Linked DNA regions of Homo sapiens: region 2 is linked to region 1. A link is an interaction called in ENCODE POLR2A ChIA-PET data of the cell type or tissue named here. Cell type or tissue: IMR-90. All regions are shown on one strand. Links, peaks and the distances in the headings refer to the core of each region. The heading gives the core; the rest is flanking DNA. Region 1 overlaps ZNF362 (zinc finger protein 362). Region 2 has its middle 15 kb from the start of TRIM62.

The links. ChIA-PET counts read pairs that join two places held together with the same protein. Peaks named below come from ENCODE experiments on the same cell type or tissue, not always from the same donor. Only the 100,000 strongest peaks of a DNase experiment are listed, where the experiment ranks them.
Region 2: POLR2A ChIA-PET joins it to region 1 with 6 read pairs; 17 of 35 experiments call an interaction of 5 or more read pairs at or near these places.

Annotation. Positions count from the first base shown.
Region 1 is chr1:33,258,129-33,267,677 of GRCh38, forward strand. All of the region lies in intron 1 of ZNF362 (zinc finger protein 362), which reads left to right. Among named protein-coding and RNA genes, the nearest start is that of ZNF362, 6.4 kb to the left of the region's middle. RefSeq lists an enhancer at 5,405-5,905. In IMR-90, for the core only: no CTCF peak of the experiment used is centred there; no DNase peak of the experiment used is centred there.
Region 2 is chr1:33,192,042-33,201,590 of GRCh38, forward strand. It overlaps a transcript of ZNF362 not described here. Among named protein-coding and RNA genes, the nearest start is that of TRIM62, 15 kb to the left of the region's middle. RefSeq lists an enhancer at 139-308. In IMR-90, for the core only: no CTCF peak of the experiment used is centred there; a DNase peak (open chromatin) is centred at 3,730; H3K27me3 peaks cover 583 bases.

The DNA.
Region 1 (9,549 bases), core at 606-8,605:
TTATTCCTTTCTGCCACTCCTGCCCTACGCCCGGGAGGTAGAAGCACTTTGGACTTCGGTTAAGTTCCTGAAGTATCTTGCTGGACAGGTCAGGGCCTGCTGGCTCCGCAGGCTGCCGAGGGGGATCTGAAGGCCAGGCCCACAAGGTCTGGGGTGACTGGTGCTGTCCAAGGCACTGGGGCAGTGTTGGGCCTAGCCTCTCATGTGTCCCCTACCCCAGCATTTCTTGGAGGGGAGACCCTTCTAGTCTCACTCCTGGTTTGTGTCCTGGCTCCACTAGACAGAGTGAGCTCCCAGAAGCCAGAGTCGGGGGTTGAAAGCTGGGGTTAGGGGTTCAGGGCTGTGGAACATGGCATGTCTTGGCCAGAGGGTACCAAGCCAGGTGGTTTTTAGATGGAGGAACTGAGGTCCAGAGAGAGGAAGTGACTTGCCTGAAGTCACGCTACCAGGTAGAAGGAGACTGAGACCGGGACCTGGGTGTTCAGGCTTCCACTGCTGGGCTCCCTCCACTGTTCTCCATGACGGGCCTGGACCCCTGGAAGATCCGTTTTGAACAGAACTGGACTAGAATGGGACAGCACGATCCCTTCACCCCCTCCTACCCCCGCCATCATAATCTTTCCTGAGAGAATTGAACTTCACAGTTTTCACAGTATGGTGTGGTGATTATCACATCAGGTTCTCCCAGAAACTCAGTTAGGGTTAAATTGTCCTAATGGGGATTATGAACCTCATTATAAGGAAACCAAGACTCAGAGAGGTTGAACAGTGGCAGAGGAGGCTTAAATTCAGGCCTGCAGGCTCCTCGCCTGGCCTTTTCCCAGGTGGACTTTGGTGCTGTGGGAAGGACTCTTCTAGGTTTTGGACTCTCTAATTCTTCTGCTGAACCCAGTGACTGTGTAAACATCCAGAGGCCCACCCCACCCAAAGAATGTCAGACTGAAAAGGCTCAGATGTCAGGAGGTCACCTGGGCTCAGAGAGGGGAAGCTACTGGCTGGAAGTCAGTGATTTGGGTCTCAGAACCAGACCCTGATCTCCTGCCTCCCTTCCTCTGTGACACTCAGAGGGACAATGAGCCCCTCTACCCATTGCCAGGCTGCACGGGCCCCAGGATGGCAGGAATTGCTAGTGGATGGTGGTGCTGGTGATGGTGTCATGGAATAACGGCCAGCGCTCCATGGAGACATGAACTTATCCCAGGGACTGAGGAATAGGCTATCTGCAGTCTTGGGGGGTGGAGGCAAGTTGGTCCCACATGGAAAGGAGGAAGCAGGTGTGTGGGTAAGGTGGGGACCGGGTCTGAAGCCAGGCTGGCCCTAGCCCTTCCCTGGGCAGACACTTTCCTGTCTTATCTCTCTGTAAAATGAGGAGCCATTCATTCCTTCTTCTGCCACGGGCTATTTTATTCATTCATTTGTTGCCAGATCATTCCTTTATTCTTTCATTATCCATTAATTAGTTTATTGGTTAGTCATCTCAGTAATCTACCCATCTGTCCTTCTATGCAATCCTTAGCTCACCCAGCCCACACTGGACAGACATGTGAGATACAAGTGTAGTCCTCCAGGGCTCTAAAGCCAACAAGGAAGAAGAGGTGAGACTGCAGGTGCATGAAGCACTAGCCAGGGCAGTGTTTGCTGAGTGCCTCCATGAGTCCCCAGGGGAGGTCTCTCAGAGAATGGAAAGCTTGAAGACACCAAAGGAGTTCCATAAACCATCACAGTGGTAGACCTGGGTCCTGAGATTAGGTCCCATTGTGTCACATGGCTTCTGTGACTTTCAGCACATTCTTTCCCTTTCTGAGCCTCAGTTTCCTCAACTCTAAAATGGGGTACTTTCTGTGAATCTCTCATGGGTTGTTGGGAGTGATATCAAGACAGTGTATGACACGTCTCCCTGCCCTGGCCAGGCATGTGGTGGGAGCTCAGTACGTACCCACTGAGTTATAAGGATTGCTGATGACTGTCCTAGGCCCTGCCATGAATTTGAGAACCGTGATGCTGGTTTCAGAATGAGGCAAATGATCTGGGCACCCTGAAAGCCCTGGTCTGCTTTGTCATTCCCCTGCTGAAACTTTTCTAATGTTTCCTAGGCATTTATAAGAAAAAATATCTGAAGTACTTTCTGGGCCTACAAGGCCCTTAATAGTCCAGGCTCTGCCCACCTCTCAACCTTGGCTCCCCGCATCCCATTGCCACCTCCAGCCACACACCAGTTTCATTCTACACCTTGAATTTACAAAGCCTGGTGGCAGGGCCTTTGCACATTCCCCCACCAGGACAGCTTTTCCCTGAGTGTTTACATGGCTGGCACCTTCTTGTTTCACAGGTTTCTACTTGAATGTTACCTCCTCAGAGGGTCTGCTTGGACCACTTGCTCTAAAATAGCTTCCTACTCTCACTCTCTCACATCAGCTGCTTTTTCTTTTCTCTTGTGGCTGTCACCAGTATCTGAAACCCTCTCATTATTCGCATTTCTTGCCTGTCTACACCATTAGAACATGCTGAAGCGCCATGCGTGTGAGTGAGCAGGTGGTTCTGGTGTGGTGTGGCTGGGGCTTTTGTAGAGGTGAGGAAATGCTAGGGAGTCCAGGTGTGGCAGCGCATTGCCTGGGAGATAAAGTTACACTGAGGGCTGTCTTCTCCTTCCTCCCACCCCGGGAGACTCAGGGCTGTTGTCAGGAAATAATGAGATGATTAAATCATGGAATCTAAGAATCCCAGTCTCTTCCAGTCTCAGAGCTTTAGCATCTGAGAAGCTTTCCAGCTCAGAACCTTTGACACTTGGAATCTTACCATGATAGGATGATCCAGTCTTAGGTTTAGAATCTTACAAAGTGGACTCTCACTGCCTTATTTAGCATCACAGAGGGCTCGCTTTGTGCCATGCCATGTTCTAAAAGCCTTTATAAATATTAACATATTTACAGGTGAGGAAGCTGAGGCACAGAGGTATTTAGGTATCATGGAGCAGTTGCTGGGATTTGAACCTAGCACTCTGGGACTCCTTAGAATCCCTCAACTGTTGAGGGGAAGCCCAACCTCACTTGACCCTTGCACAGAGCAGGAATCCTTTTCCCACACCTTTGTCAAAAGGGCCTCTGATCTCTGCCAAAAAACCCCCCTCCAGTGAACTCCCTCCTAACCAGGCCACCTAGCTTCCTGCTGTCAGAAAGTTCTCATTGCTAGTAAGATTTTCTTGACAATGTGTAAAGTGCTGCACCTCCCTTGTGAATAACGCCTGGGAAGTGGTGTTAGTGTCATGGTTTCCCAGTGCCTTTGACCTTGTGGATTCCTGGTTTCAGTGGCCTCTTTCTTCCCACTGGGTTGTGGGAAGAAAGGCAGACAGCCTTGAGGCAGACAGCCTCGGTGCATTGTTGAATGTAAGAATGAATAAATTGGTGCACAAAGACCGCATGAACCCTCAGGATTTCTGAGTTCCTATCTCTTTAGCCTGGTGCTCGGCACTCATCCAGGGTAATTGGTCAGGCTTGGTGTACTCAGGAAAAGGAGACACCGTTATCTCTCCAATAAAGTCTGTATCTGATGACATTTATGTATGCAATTCTTGGAGAATCATGTGAGATCTAAAATCATGCACTATTCGGAGCGAGGTGGATGTCATCTAGCCAAACTTCATTCTACCCGTTGGGGAAACTGAAGTGGGAAGGGAGAGGAGCAGGCCTTATCCAAGGCCACGTGCATCTCTGTCTGCTACCCAGAGGCCAACAGGCTGCTGCTGCAGTATCTGCCTTGGGGATCAAAGGCAGGGGAAAGTGCTCAATGGGACAGTTACTTCTTCTCTAGTGCAGAAGCTACCCCTGTACAATGGGGGCAACATTTTTGGATGCACAGGGTGTGCCTGGCACTTGGGGGGAGATTGAGGAAGCCAGCTGCATTGGGAGTTGGTTGGGGCTATGGTGATGGGGATGGCTTTCTAGAACCTGGGGCTGGAACTGGGCTTTGGAGGCTGGGTGGAATTTGGGGGAGGTGGCTGAATAGTGTCTTTAGTGGATAAGGTGTGTAGGGAAGGCCAAGGGATTTGGCTCTGGGGCCTAAGGGGTCCTGCCTTGTTCCCTGCCTCATGCATGTGGCCACAAGGGTACTCTTGGTGGGGTCTCCACCATCTGGGGTCCTTTTCTGAACTTTGGGCAAAGGCTTTAGGATTCTTTTTTTTTTTTTTTTTTTTTTTTTGAGATGGAATCTTGCTCTGTCCCCCAGGCTGGAGTGCAGTAGCGCGATCTCCCCTCACTGTAAGCTCCGCCTCCTGGGTTCACACCATTCTCTCCTGCCTCAGCCTCCCGAGTAGCTGGGACTACAGGTGCCCACCACCACGCCCAGCTAATTTTTTTGTATTTTTAGTAGAGATGGGGTTTCACCGTGTTAGCCAGGATGGTCTCGATCTCCTGACCTTGTGATCCATCCGCCTTGGCCTCCCAAAGTGCTGGGATTACAGGCGTGAGCCACCGCACCTGGCCGGCTTTAGGATTCTTGAGGGGACAGTCTAGGCAGCCATTCCAGGTTCTGGGGCTCTGTCGGGGGACACCTGCTTGAGAGGGGGCACAACCCTTCAACACACTCAAATACATTCATACATATTCACACTATTACCTTTTCCATTACCACCCCTGACCCTCCCTCCTGCACCATCCTTGCCAATGTGGAGCACTCCTCTGCTATTTCAGAAATACCACCACAGGTGTCCTAAACTGGATCCCTAGGAGCCAGGAGTTCAGGAAGCATGTCTGCTGGAGTGTGCATGCACACACGGTATGCACATCACATAGGAGCACGTGCATGTGCTCTTGCCACTGGGAGGACCACATACCCAAGCGTACACCGTGCACTCTCCTGGGAAACAGCACACAGCCACATGCCTGATCATCTGCACATTCTCCCACACGCATGGTGTTCATCTGTACACAGCTCTGTTCACTCAGGCCTCCTTGTGCACATGTGTGTTTTTACATGTAGATGAGTCTTGCATGCACATGCTTATTTACACTTGAGATAACATAGCCTCAAATTCTAGCCGTTGCGCAGTGTGTCTCATACACACCCTTGCATTCACACCTGCACCTACACCTGGCCTGGATCTACTGGAAATGGTGGAGCCGGCAGCCCGTTTCTGTCTCCTGCCTTCATTCACTAGTATTTCTTGAGCATTTACTATATCCAGGCTTTGTGCTAGATGCTGAGGATAGATGGGAGGAAAACTGATGTATATAGGTCCCTGCCCTAGCGGAGGTAGACAGGCACTATATAAAAGATCACACAAATGATGATTTTTTTTTTTTTTTGAGATGGAGTCTCGCTCTATCACCCAGGCTGGAGTGCAGTGGCACAATCTTGGCTCGCTGCAACCTCCACCTTCCAGGCTTAAGCAATTCTCCTGCCTCAGCCTCCAGAGTAGCTGGGATTACAGGCGTGTGCCACCACACCCGGCTAATCTTTGTATTTTTAGTAGAGATGGGGTTTTGCCATGTTGGTCAGGCTGGTCTCAAACTCCTGACCTCAGGTGATCCACCCACTTTGGCCTCCCAAAGTGCTGGGATTACAGGTGTGAGCCACCGTGCCCAGCCACATGATGATTAAGATTAGAGATTTTGGTCACTATGTTGACTGATGATGGGGGAGGAGCAGAGGGAACAGCCTGGGCAGAGACCCGGAGGTGAGAAATTCAGGGACAAAGAGAAGGTGGTGGCACTGGGACCTAGGGAAGTTGCAGGAGATGAGGCAGCAGGTGAGGCTGAGTCTGGTGGGGCCTGTAGCCGGTCTTCCCTGGCCTGTTCCCCGCGAGCCATTTGTCCACCCCACACCCTCCCCACTCCTTTCTCTGCCCAGCCCAGCTCAGCCTTCCCTTTGCTGCTGTGGCCTGCTTGGGGCCTGCTCTGTCTGCTGGCCTGCACCCCAGGCTGGAGGCCTGTTTGGCCTGCCCCACAGGCTGCCTGCCTTGGAGGTCCTGGGATATAGCAGGGAAGCAGGCTTCACTGCCTGCCAGGGGTTCCCTGTCCAGGACCCCTGAGACCTGTCTAGAAAGCTCCTGGGGGCCGGGCCAGAGCCAGGGTCCAGCAGTTGGCTTTCCTGTTTTTAGTTAATCTCAGACCTGGATCTTTGCCAGTCAGAAGAATGGTCCCTGTGGGTCCTGAAGGCCACCCAGAGCTACTGCCACCCCCCACCCCCTAGATGGCATTACTGGCTGGTCAGATTTCCATGTGGGTCTTTGGAATGTTGGGAAAGGCTCCCTTAGGCCTTAGAGAACCTAGCAACAGCAATGGCAGCTGACTGTTCAGGAGTCCTCACTGTGTGTCAGGCAGTGTTCGAAAGATTTTATCCATATTAGCTAACTTAGTCCTCAGTACAACCCATGGAGATACCATAATCATCCCCAGTTTACAGATGAGAAAATTGAGGCTTGGAGATTTAGGTAACAATCCCAAAGGCCTGAGCTGGGGCTATCTGCCTCCAGAATCCATACTTTGAACCCTTGAGCTGTCACATTTCCCCTTTAAGGGTCCAGGAGCCCAGACTATGATTTGGTTGAACCCCTTCACCTTATAGAGGCAGGAAAGGAGGCCCAGAGAGAAAATGGACTTGACAGAGGGTTCTGTTACCTCTGCCTGCACCAGATGCATGGTCTTGGGCAGGTTAGTTACCTCTCTGAGCCTCATTCCTGACCCCAAACAAAGAAGTGATGACCATAGAAGCTTGGGGGACACATGGGGACTGAAATTGAGAAAGGACCCAGGGTGAGGGCTTCTTAGGTCTCCTGATACATGCTTTGTAAGTGATTAAGCTGTCCGTTCATGTTCTAAGCATCTTTCTGAATATATGTTATATTTCAAAACACTCACAGCATCTACCTCATGGGGTCGTTAGGAGCCAGAGTGAGAAATGCTTGTAAAGTATCTTAAGGTGCCTGGCATGGAGGAAGCAACTATTATTATTATTGCCATCATCATTTCATACAAGCAGAAGGAGTTCCCTGTGGGGATAGGAGCTGGGGGTCCCCAGGAGAAATAGAAGTAGGGAGGGGGATGTGCTCCAAGCCTGTAGAACATTCTCTCAGAACTGAGAGAGTGTCATGGCCCCTTCCCTAGATGAGGGCACTGAGGCTCCCAGAGAGGCTCAACCGCCCTCAGTGTCTCTGGGTAGCTGGAGGTGGGAATGGGGGGCCCAGAGGTTGAGGGTGTTGGGGAGGGGGAGGGACAGTGAGGGGAAGGGGCAGGCTCCCAGCTCCCACTGACCTGGGCACAGACAGCAACCCCTCCTGCTCTGATTAGCCCTGCCATCACAATGAAAACAGCCCTTCCCAGCCCCGTGGGGCTGCGGAAACCCGGTCTAATTGGATCCAGGACCCTGGGAGCCTCTTTCCTTCCGGGGAAGGAAGTTCCCAGGAGTGTGTTTCTGGTGCTGGCCAGGACTGCCCAAAGTCTTGAGAGTGGGGTGGGGTGCAGTGGCTGGGGCTCAGGGTTCTAGCTGCTTGGAGTGGCAGAGGGCAGAGGGGCCATGGGAGGCAAACTTTGAGCGTGTCTCAGGAGCCTAAAACATGAGAAGCCTCAGTTTCCCTCTCCTAGACCATCTGCTTATCCTCTCCAGGCCATCCTTCTGGCCCCATACAGCTTGTCCATTGAAAACCTTGGCCATGGCCCTCCCTTGCTCAGGGACCTCCCATGTCCCCCCTATGTTCTTTCACCGGAGCACCTTAGCCTGCAACTCTGGTCCTTTATGAACGGCTCCAGCCACCCCACCCTTCTTCCCTTGTGAATTCCTGCACTATACCCCTGACCCACGTGATGCTGTGTGCTTTCCTGCCTCGGGGCCTTTGCACATGCAGTTCTTTCCACCTGCCATACTCTCCTTTGGCATCTCCCTCTTGCAATTTCCCCTTCCCCCATCAGTAAGTCCCACCTTCCTGAAGTCTGTTCTTCCCACAGTGAGATGAGTTCACCCTCCTGAGAATGCTGCCACTACCCTCCCTTCCCTCCCAGCCTGACTGCAGCAGTAGCTGTTGCCCCTCTCTGGGGGCAGGGATTATGTTTGAGAAACCTTTGCTCTCCCAGGGAGTTAACAGTTTTCCAGCTTCTGCACATGCTGCCCTTCTGCCGCAGTGGCTCTCCTGGCAAACTCGTCTGTCTTCACGGCTCACATGGAAAGACCCCTCCTCATCAATTCCCTCAGTGAACATCTGTTGAGTACCCAGTGTATACTAGGCACTTGAGGCCCTACTGCATGGCTGGCGCTGGGCTCTGGGGCTGCAGCAGTGACGGCTGATGGGGAGACAGGCCTAAAGCATATTTAGGTGCATGGTATTAATACAAAGGTGGGGTAGGGAGAAGGCAGGGGACCATGGGAGTGTATAACAGGGTAGCCCAATTCCTATGTGGGAAACGTCAAAAGTGACCTTTAAGTTGAGACAGGAGGGAAGACCTGGGTGAGCTGTGGGGCTATGTTGGGGTAGGGGTTGTAACTAAGAACCAGACCAAGCCCTGCTTTTGGGGAGCCCACAGCCTACATGGGGGACTGGACAAATAACCAGATAACCAGACAGTTCCTCAAGGTGGTGCCAGCTGAGCAGAGTTTTGAGGGCAGGGTTCCAGCTGGGTGGTATGGCTCCCAGATGGAGGGGCTCAGCCTGTGCAAAGCCATGGCACATCAGATCACCTTGTTCTGGGGGCCCTGATGCTGGAGGGATGCTGCCAAGGAGCACACCTGGTGAGATGAGTGTGGCCAGGGGACCTTCTTGGCGAAAACCCGAGCATCAGACTGTGGAGTTTGAACTATACCCCAAAAGTGATGGGAATCCAAGAAGGATTTTAAGCGGTAGACTTAGCGCCCTGGGAAGGCTCTCCTTCGGCTTGGTCCTCCCCGCTGGGGCCCCTGGATGGGACCAGGAGTCCCTTCCTGACTGCTCTCCTGGCTGGGGTCATGGGTGGGGCTGGAGGCTTTTGCTGTGGGACTTTGAGCAGGCCCCTGTCCCTCCCTGAGCCCCACTCTCCTGGGTAAACTTGCAGGGCCTTAGGCTGGGGTTTGGGGTGTCTTGCTTTGTCAAAGGTTGCTTAACTTTTGGTTTTATTAAAAATATTCCCTTAAAAAGTCACATAAGAATACTCTTCCAGGCCTATCGCCCCATCAGCTGTGACATGGAGAAAAATGAGAAAACAGGGATATGAAATAAGTAAAAACCCACCTCATCTCTGCCCCTGCTCCAAGCCGGAAGCATCACCACTGTTAGCATTTTGGTGTTTTCTTCCCCTCTTTTCTCTCAGCACCCAGTTTTTATATAGATGTCCTTGCTCCATCTATACATGCAGTTTTTAAAAATCTTCCCATTTCCCCCCTGACTATTGTTGTATCACAAGTATTTTTTTAAATGACTGCAGAGTGGTTTCAATCCTTCCTTTTAATGGATCCAGTGTCAGGGTGGAGAGTATGGGCTTTAGGGCCTGATTGTCTGGATTCAAATCCTACACTTAACTGCTTGACTTTAGGCAAATTTCCTGATCTCTTTGTGCCTTCAGTTCCTGACAGGCCAATGTGAGTGTTAAA
Region 2 (9,549 bases), core at 521-8,520, 66 kb before region 1:
GATGTGGTTTTCAGACCTATCTGCCCTCCAGCTGTAGGAAATTAGGGGATTTTAAAATGCTGTCATAGTGGCTTTCTAGGTTTCATACCATCCCCTGGGCTGGTAATTGACTAATTTGACCCTATCATTTTCCTCCTTTAGCACTTCAATGGTACTTAACAACAACCAACAAACTCCACCAGTTCTTTAACTACCATTGCCTCCACATCTCTCAGATGTTAGAGAGACTTCATAAATGGTTGTATCCCCTTGTATCTGTATCTTGTCCCCCAATTCATCCTAGGCCTCTACAATATATTAAAGACCATCAATAATGGAATCTTATTACCATTGGCCGACAAATTTTACAATCCTAGATTCCATCCTTGGGATCTAAGACCACTTCTGATCTGAGCTTAGAAGACCAGATACAGACCGCCACACAAAGATTTGAGTTAAATTAGCTTATTTGGAAAGTGACTATTTGGGTAGAGAAGTGGGAATTGATAAAGAAAAGGAAGGCAGACAATAAGAGTGCTACCACAGTGGTTTATTAACGGTTAATTTAGCAGGGAGACTCTGGGAAATGGTGCAAAACATGACTCAGAAATAACGCATATGAAGGGTAAGGGAACCAGGGTATTTATATACCAATGCTGAGAGTCATTGGTTAAGAGTGGTTGCTAACAGTTGGTAGGAAAGGTCCAAGGGATATGGATGGGGAACTGATAGCATCTGCAACAACCTGCACCTACATCTGAGTCCTCTGATTACCTGCTAAAATGCAGATTCCTGAGTACATTCCCTGAATGAAGGGAACTGAGTGAAGTGTATTCGGGAGTCTTCTGCAGCTTCCTATGAATGTATAATTATTCCAAAATAAAAAGTTAAAAAATAGATAGTATGACCAAGAACATAAATTATATAGAAATATATACGTATATATATGTCTCTCTCTCCACACACACACACACACACACACACATATATATATATATATATACGCATATATATGCAGGTTCCAGGGTTTACTTTCATTGACTATGGGGTACTGTAGAAAGAAAAGAAGTTCCTTTTATCTCTTACGCTAAATAAATAGAAATGCTAGGTAAAATATAAAAAGTACATTAAAAAATATATAGCTGAGCTCAAAAGCTCAGGTGGAGCTAGAAAAGAGCTAGGAAAGAGTCACCTGGAAGCAATTGTAATCACAATCTGCATTAGTATGGGTGTGAGAATTAAGTTCACATGTTTGCATTAACTGTGTGATGGTGGCAGTGATGTTTGGGGGAACCCTAGCTAAGAAATTGACATAAAGTTTGTCTTGGAACTGGTTAAACTAATGGATCTTCTTGTGAAACTACCTGTGATTCTCCTCCACAATGCAGGGCACACAGGACTTCTATAGAAAACAACTCCCACTGAAGATAATCTCATGGTAAAAAACATTACAAAGTATGAGAGGAAAAGGATTGCTAGGAAAGAAAGTCAGAAGATGAAATAACCTGGATAATTCACATGCTGTTTTAGTTGGGTCCTCCAGAAAGTAAATGCAGAGACGGGATTAGGAGTGCAAGGGGTTTATTGAGGGGTAATGCCTGTAAAAGACAAAATGGGGAGAATCAAGATTGGGCAGAGAGCCTTAGATGGGACGCAAATGTGATAAAGTCTTGGCTAACACAAAGGGGGATTATAGAACAAATACCGCCTGTTAGAGAAAGTCCCTTGTTGAGCAGAAATAGCAAGACTATAGTACACCTGCCATGTTCATAAAGTTATTGCTTAGGGACTGCCGAAGAAGAGCATAGCCTTAACTAAAAAACGGAGGCATATCTTGAAGGCAGTAACGGTACTAACAGCTTGAGGTAGTCAGCCAACTGCACTTGTGTGGCTGAAGAGCAAGTTCTTTCTTGAAGGGAGATCTTAGTGGTGCATACGCCAAAAATTAGGATTATAGAACAACCTGAGAAATTTTAATGTAAGTATGTTTAAATGAGATAAAATTAGGAATCGAAGACATAAGGCAAGAAGAAGAGCTTATGAAAAAAGAAGCAAATAGAAATAGCAAAAATGAACTATTAAAAATGCAATAGATGTTTTAAAGAGTAGATTAGACACAGATGGAGAGAGAGAATTAGTACACTCAAATTGATCTGAAGAAATTACCCAGAAGGCAGCACAGAAAGCAGCACAAAGAGATGAAATTATAATAGTATGGAATATTAGTGCAGTGGGCTGGGCACGGTGGCTCACACCCGTAATCCCAGCAATTTGGGAGGCTGAGGCTGGTGGATTGCTTAAGCCCAGGAGTTGGAGACCAGCCTGGGCAAAATGGCAAAACCCCATCTCTACTAAAAATACAAAAAATTAGCCGGGCATGGTGGCACATATCTGTAGTTCCAGCTACTTGGGAGGCTGAGGTGGGAGAATCACCTGAGCTTGGGAAGTCGAGGCTGCAAAGAGATTGCACCACTGCACTCCAGCCTGGGTGACGAGTGTGTGACCCTGTCTCAAAAAAAAAAAAAAAAAAAAATACATGGGGTCTGAAGCCGCACACCTGGTATTAAATCTCTGATACTTACTATTAATAGCAATAGAGATTCAGGTATGTTTTTAAGCCTTTTGTGTATCAATTTTCTCATCTATAAAATGGAGATATACTATAATGTTATAATGTTATAATATACTATAATGTACCTACCTCATGGTGTTGCTATGAGGATTAAATGAGTTTATAGTTCTTGGCACATAGAGAGTGCTCAGTATTATAGAGTAATGGAAAATATGAAAGATAAAAATCATAGAGGAGAAAATGAGAAGTTCCAAAATTTATACTAGATTAGTAGTTCTACAAGGAGGAAATAGGGGAGAAGAAGCACCATTCTAAGAAATAATGATGAAGGATTTTCTACAAGCAAAGAAAAATGAGCCTCTGGAATGAAAAGGCACATTGAGTTCTGAGTAGAATAAAAAATTTCATTTCTAGACATATTGAAGAGACTGAAAAACAATAAAAATAAAAAAATCTGAAAAGCCATCAGAAATGAAACATCCACAAATGAATGATGTTCTGCCTGAAGCCAATTTCTCATCAGCAACAATAGATGCCAGTGGACTAATACCTTTGAAGTGATCAGAAAAACAAATTCTACATTCAGTTAACCAGCATTTAAGGATGAATGCAAAATAAAGACATTTTCAGATATATACAGACTGAGGTTTAACTAATCTCAGACTTTTGCTCAAAGAATTTATGAAGGGTGGACTTTAGCAAGAAAAAAATTCAGCTCAGAGGGGAAGAATCTTCCAATCAAAATGGAAGAATAAGAACCAGATTTACCTTTTCACCTGGAACAACAAATAAAACTGGACAAAACAGTTATTATTGATAATTATTTAATGATGAGGATGTATTCTGAGAAATGCACCTTTAGGTGTTTTTTGTCCTTACTGAAACATCATAGAGGATACTTACACAAACCTGGATGTCATAGCCTACTACACACCTGGGCTACATGTAGAGCCTGTTGCTCCTAGGCTCCTGTACAGGATGTTACTGTATTGAATACTGTTGGCAATTGTAACACAATGGTAAGTATTTGTGTTTAAACATATCTAAACATAGAAAAGGCAGACTAAAAATATGGCATAAAAGATTAAAGTATGGTATATTTCTATAGGGCACTTACCACAAGTGAAGCTTGCAGGACTGGAAGTTGCTCTCGGTGAGTCAGTGAGTGGGTGGTGAGTGAATGTGAAGTTGTAGGACATTATGCATAATTCTGTAGACTTCATAAACACTGTACACTATGGCTACACTAAATTTATAAAAAAATTTTCTTTCTTCGATAATAAATTAACCTTAGCTTTCTGTAACTTTTTTACTTTATAAACTTTTTAAACTTTTAAAAACTTTTGGGCTCTTCTGTAATAACACTTAGCTTAAAACATGTACACGTTGTACAGCTGTACTAAAATATTTTCTTTATATCCTTATTCTATAAGCCTTTTTGTATTTTTTAAATTATTATTCTTAGGTTTTACTTTTTAAACTTCTTTGTTAAAACCAAAGACACAGGCTGGGTGCAGTGGTCCACACCTGTAATCCCAACACTTTGGGAGGCCGAGTCAGGTGGATTGCTTGAGGTCAGGAGTTCGAGACCAGCCTGGCCAACATGGTGAAACCCTGTCTCTACTAAAAATACAAAAATTAGCCGGGCATGGTGGCAGGCGCCTGTAATCCCAGCTACTTGGGAGGCTGAGACAGGAGAATTGCTTGAACCTGGGAGACAGAGGTTGCAGTGAGCCAAGATTGCTCCATTGCACTCCAGCCTGGGTGACAGAGCAAGGCTCCATCTCAAAAACAAACAAACAAGCAAACAAACAAATAAAAAACAAAGACACAAACATATGCATTAGCCTAGGCCCACACAGGGTCAAGATCATTGATATCACTGTCTTCCAAGTCCACATCTCGCCCCACTGGAAGGTTATCAGGGGTAATAACATGCATGGAGCTGTCATGTCCTATGCTAACAATGTCTTCTTCTGGAATACCTCCTGAAGGACCTGCCAGAGGTTGTTTTGCAGTTAACTTTTTTTTCTTTTAATAAGTAGAAGGAGTACACTTTAAAATAATGATAAAAATTATAGCATAGTATACATAAACCAGTAACAGCTGTTTATTATAATTATCAAGTATTATGTACTGTACATAATTGTATGTGCTAGACTTTTATATGACTGGCAGTGCAGTAGGCCATTTACACCAGCATCACTACAAACATGTGAGTAATATATTGCACTATGACATTTTGATGGTTAATATTAGGTGTCAATTTGATTGGATTGAAGGATGCCTAGATGGCTGGCAAAGTACTGTTTCTGGGTGTGCCTGTGAGTATGTTGCCAGAGATTTACATTTGAGTTGGTGGACTGGGAGAGGAAGACCCACCCTCAATGTGGGTGGGTGCCATCCAATGGGCTGCCAGCTAGAACAAAGCAGGTGAAAGAAGGTGGGATATCCTAGCTTGCTGAGTTGTCTGGCTTCCTTCTTTCTTCTGTGCTGGATGCTTTCTTCTGCTCCTCCTGCTCTTGGACATCAGAGTCCAGGTTCTTTGGTCTTTGGATTCTGGGTCTTGCACCAGTGGCTTGCTGGGGGATCTTGGGCCTTCAGCCATTGACTGAAGGCTGCACTGTTGGCTTCCCTTGTTTTGAGGCTGTCAGACTCAGACTGAGCCACTACTGGCTTCTCTCCTCCCCAGTTTGCAGACAGCCTATTGTGGGACTTTGCCTTGTAATCGTGTGAGCCAATCCTCCCTAATAAACTCCCTTTCATATATATACATATATCCTATTAGTTCTGTCTCTCTGGAGAACCCTGACTAATACAGATGGCTATGGCATCACTAGGGGATAGGAATTTTTCAGCTCCATTGTAATCTTTTGGGACCACTGTCACATATGCGTCCATCATTGATCAAAAGTCGTTATGCAGTGCATAACTATATATGAAACGATGGTTCTCAAGGCATTGGACATTAGGCAAAAAGGGGAGCAATCTCTGGGAAACAAGCAAGGTGAGCTAAACAGTTTCCAACCTTACTGCCTAGAAAGAGTTTCCAGGCCACAGTACGGGGGAGGGAACCCAGGCTAACCCTGGAGGTCTTTCTGAGAGGAGGAGACAGAGCTGAGAGGCCAAGGAAGCCAAGGAAGCTAGAGTTTGCCGGGCAGAGTCCCAGAAAGGAGAGCACTTCATAGTACTGAGTACTGATCATGTGCATGTGAGGAAATGACCCAAGCCTTGGGAAAGAACTTTACAAAAAGAGTAGAGAAAAACATTCTCAGAGTTCACATATAGTCAGGAATAGTGATCTTCCCACCGGCCACAGTAGAAAAATCTCATAACTCTTGAGGCACTGTGTAGAGCACTCAGAAGGGTTTTGCCTCAGTAACAAGGGAATTTAACTCTTGACTAAATGCTACTGGGGTTCTGCCAAGAATGTTGAAAGTAAGACCTGAAAGGATCAAATTATCTCAGAGTAACTTAACTACATTAAGAACAAAGCTAAAGAATATTTATAGGCATATAAAAATTATCCAGAGCCCCCCAAAAAGTAAAATTTACAATGTCTAGCATCCAATAAAAAATTACCAGGCAAGTGAAAGTGCAGAAAAATACTATGTATAAAGAAGAGAAAAGTCGGCCAAGTGTGGTGGCTCATGCCTATAAATCCTAAATCCTAGCACTTTGGGAGACCAGGGTATTTGAGCCCAGTAGTTCAAGACCAACCTGGGCAACACAGTGAGATGCTATCTCTATTAAATTTAAAAAACAAAAATAAAAAAGAAGAGAAAAGTCAAAGCTGGGCATGGTGGCTCATGCCTGTAATCCCAGCACTTTGTAAGGCCAAGGTGGGCAGATTGTTTGAGCTCAGGAGTTTGGAGACCAGCCTGGACAACATGGCAAAACCCCATCTCTGCAAAAAATACAAAAATTAGCTGAGTATGGTGATGCACGCCTCTAGTTTCAGCTACTTAGGAGGCTGAGGTGGGAGGATCACTTGAGCCTGGGAGGTTGAGGCTGATGTGAACCATGATCATGCCACTATACTCCAGCCTGGGCAACAGAGCAAGATCCTGTATCAAAAATTTAAAAAGAGAAAAGTCAATCGTCAATCAATCAAAACTGACCCAGAAGTGACACATGATAGAATTAGGAGGCAAAGACTTTAAAACACCAATTGTAACTGAATTCCATATGTTCAAAAAGCCAGAAGAAAGATTAAACATGTTAAACAGAATAATAGAAGATATTTTAAAAATACTCAAATCAAACATCCAAACATGAAAATCACAATGTTTGAAGTGAAAAATATACTGGATGAGATTAATGGCAGTTTTGACACTGCAGAAGAACAGATTTGTAAACTTGAAGATACAGCAATAGAAGCTATCCAAAATAAAACACAGAAAGAAAAAAGACAAAAACAAATAAAAAGAGCATCAGTGAGTCATGGGATAATTTAAAGCAGCCTAACATATGTATATTTGGAGTCCCTTAAGGAGAGAAGGGAAGAAAAGAAAAAAATTGAAGAAACATCTGAAAAATTTCCAAATTTGATGAAAACTATAAACTCACATAACCATGAAACTCAACAAACCTAAACACAAGAAACATAAAGAAAAAATACACCAAGGCACATCACAATCAAATTGCTCAAAACAAGTTAAAATGAGAGAATCTTAAAAACCGCTAAAGGAAGAAGAAACATTACACAGAGGAACAAAGAATGACAGTAGATTTTTTTTTATTATAAACAATGCAAACTAAGAGATAGTGGAACAACATCTTTAAAGTACTGAAAGGAAAAATCTACCAAGCTAGAATTCTACACCCATTGAAAATATATTTCAAAAATGAAGGGGAAATAAATACTTTCTTGGAAATACAAAAACTGAAAGAATTTATCACCAGCAGACCTGTACTTACAAGAAATGTTAAAGGAAGTTATTCAAGCAGAAAGAAAATGATACAAGATGGAAATCTGGATCTATGTAAAGAAATGAAAAGTACTGGAAATGGCAATTATGTGGGTAAAAAATAATGCCTTTTAAAAATTATTTAAATCCCTTTAAAGATAATCAACAATTTAGAGCAAAAGCAATAACAATGCATTGTTACTGTGGGGTTATAAGTAAAAGTAAAATATCTAGGCCGGGCATGATGGCTCATGCCTGTAATCCCAGCACTTTGGGAGGCTGAGGCAGGTGGATCACCTGAGGTTGGGAGTTTGAGACCATCCTGGCATGGGGAAACCCCATCTCTACTAAAAATACAAAAATTAGCCAGGTGTGATAGCAGGTGCCTGTAATCCCAGCTACTCGGGAGGCTGAGGCAGGAGAATTGCTTGAACCTGGGAGGCAGACGTTGCCGTGAGATAAGATGGCGCCACTGCACTCCAGCCTGGGCAACAGAGCAAAACTCCATCTCAAAAACAAAACAAAACAAACAAACAAAACAAAACAAAACAAAAAAACCAGTAAAATATCTGACAACAATAGCACAAAGTCCAGGAGGGGCTAAGTGGAAGTGTACTGTTATAAGGGTCATATTCTGTTTGTGAGGTGGTGTACTATCACTTGAAGGTAGGCTGTTGTCTTATCTATTCCTGCTGCTGTGACAAAATACCTTAGGCAAGAAGCTAAGGTGGAAGGATCACTTGAGCCCAGGAGTTAGAGGTTACATTACAATGAGCTATGATTGTGCCACTGCACTCCAGCCCAGGTGACAGAGTGAAACCCTGTCTCTTAAAAAAGAAAGAGAAGAAAAAATACTCAATCCAAAAAAGGCAGAAAAAGAGAAAAAATGGAAGAAAAAATTGAAATAGGACAAACAGAAGTCAGATAGCCAGAATTCAAACTCAACCATATCAAGAATTACATTAATGTAAAAGATTTAAATACTCCAATTAAAAAGTATAGATTTTCAGACTGAATAAAAAAGCAAGGCACAGCTATATGTTACTTATAAGACATCCACTTTAAATATAAGATACAAACAGGTTAAAAGTAAAAGGATGGAAAAATATATATCACATCATAGCCAATCAAAATGAAGTAGATTTCAGAGTAAAGGTTATTATTAGAGATAAAGTGAGTTATTTCACAAAGAAAAGGGGGTCAATTAATCAGGAGAACATAGAAGTCCTAAGCAACTAATAAGGGAGCTTTGAAATACATTGTTATGGGCTAAATTGTGTACCCTTTCCAAAATCATAAAGTCCTAACCTCCAATGTGACTATATTTGGAGATAGGATATTTAAAGAGATAATCAGGTTAAATTAGGGTGGGCCCTAATCTACTATGACTGGTGTCTTTGTAAGAAGAGAGAATTTGGACACAGACAAGGTACAGAGGGAATATGATGTGAAGACACAGGGAGAAGACCGTCATCTACAAGACAAGGAGAGAGGCCTCAGAAGACATCAACCCTGCTGAAATCTTAATCTTGGATTTCTGGCCTCCATATCTGTGAGGAAATAATTTTTTTTTTGTTTAAGCCACATTGTCTATAGTGCTGTATTATGGCAGCCCTAGCAAACTAATACATGCATGAAGCAAAAACTGATAGAACGAACTGCAAGGAAAAAGAGACAAAGCCACAATGATAGTAGGAGATTCCAACACCCTTCTATTAGAAGTTGATAGAAAGAGTAGGCATAGATCAGTAAAGATACAGGAGTTGAACAATACTGTCAGCCAACTTGATCTAATAGACATTTATAGAACACTTCATCCAACATCAGCAAAGTACACATTAATTTCAGCTAACACGGAACATTTACTAAGACAGACCATATTCTGGGGCATGAAACAAGGATTGATAAATTTAAATGAACTCAAGTCATATAAAGTATATTTCCTGACAACAATGAAATAAAATTAAAAGTCAATAATGGAAAGATCTCTGGAAAATCTGCAAGTATTTAGAAACTGAATAACATACTTCTAAACAATCCATGGGCTAAAGAAGAAATCAAAAGACAAATTAAAATATTTTGAATGGA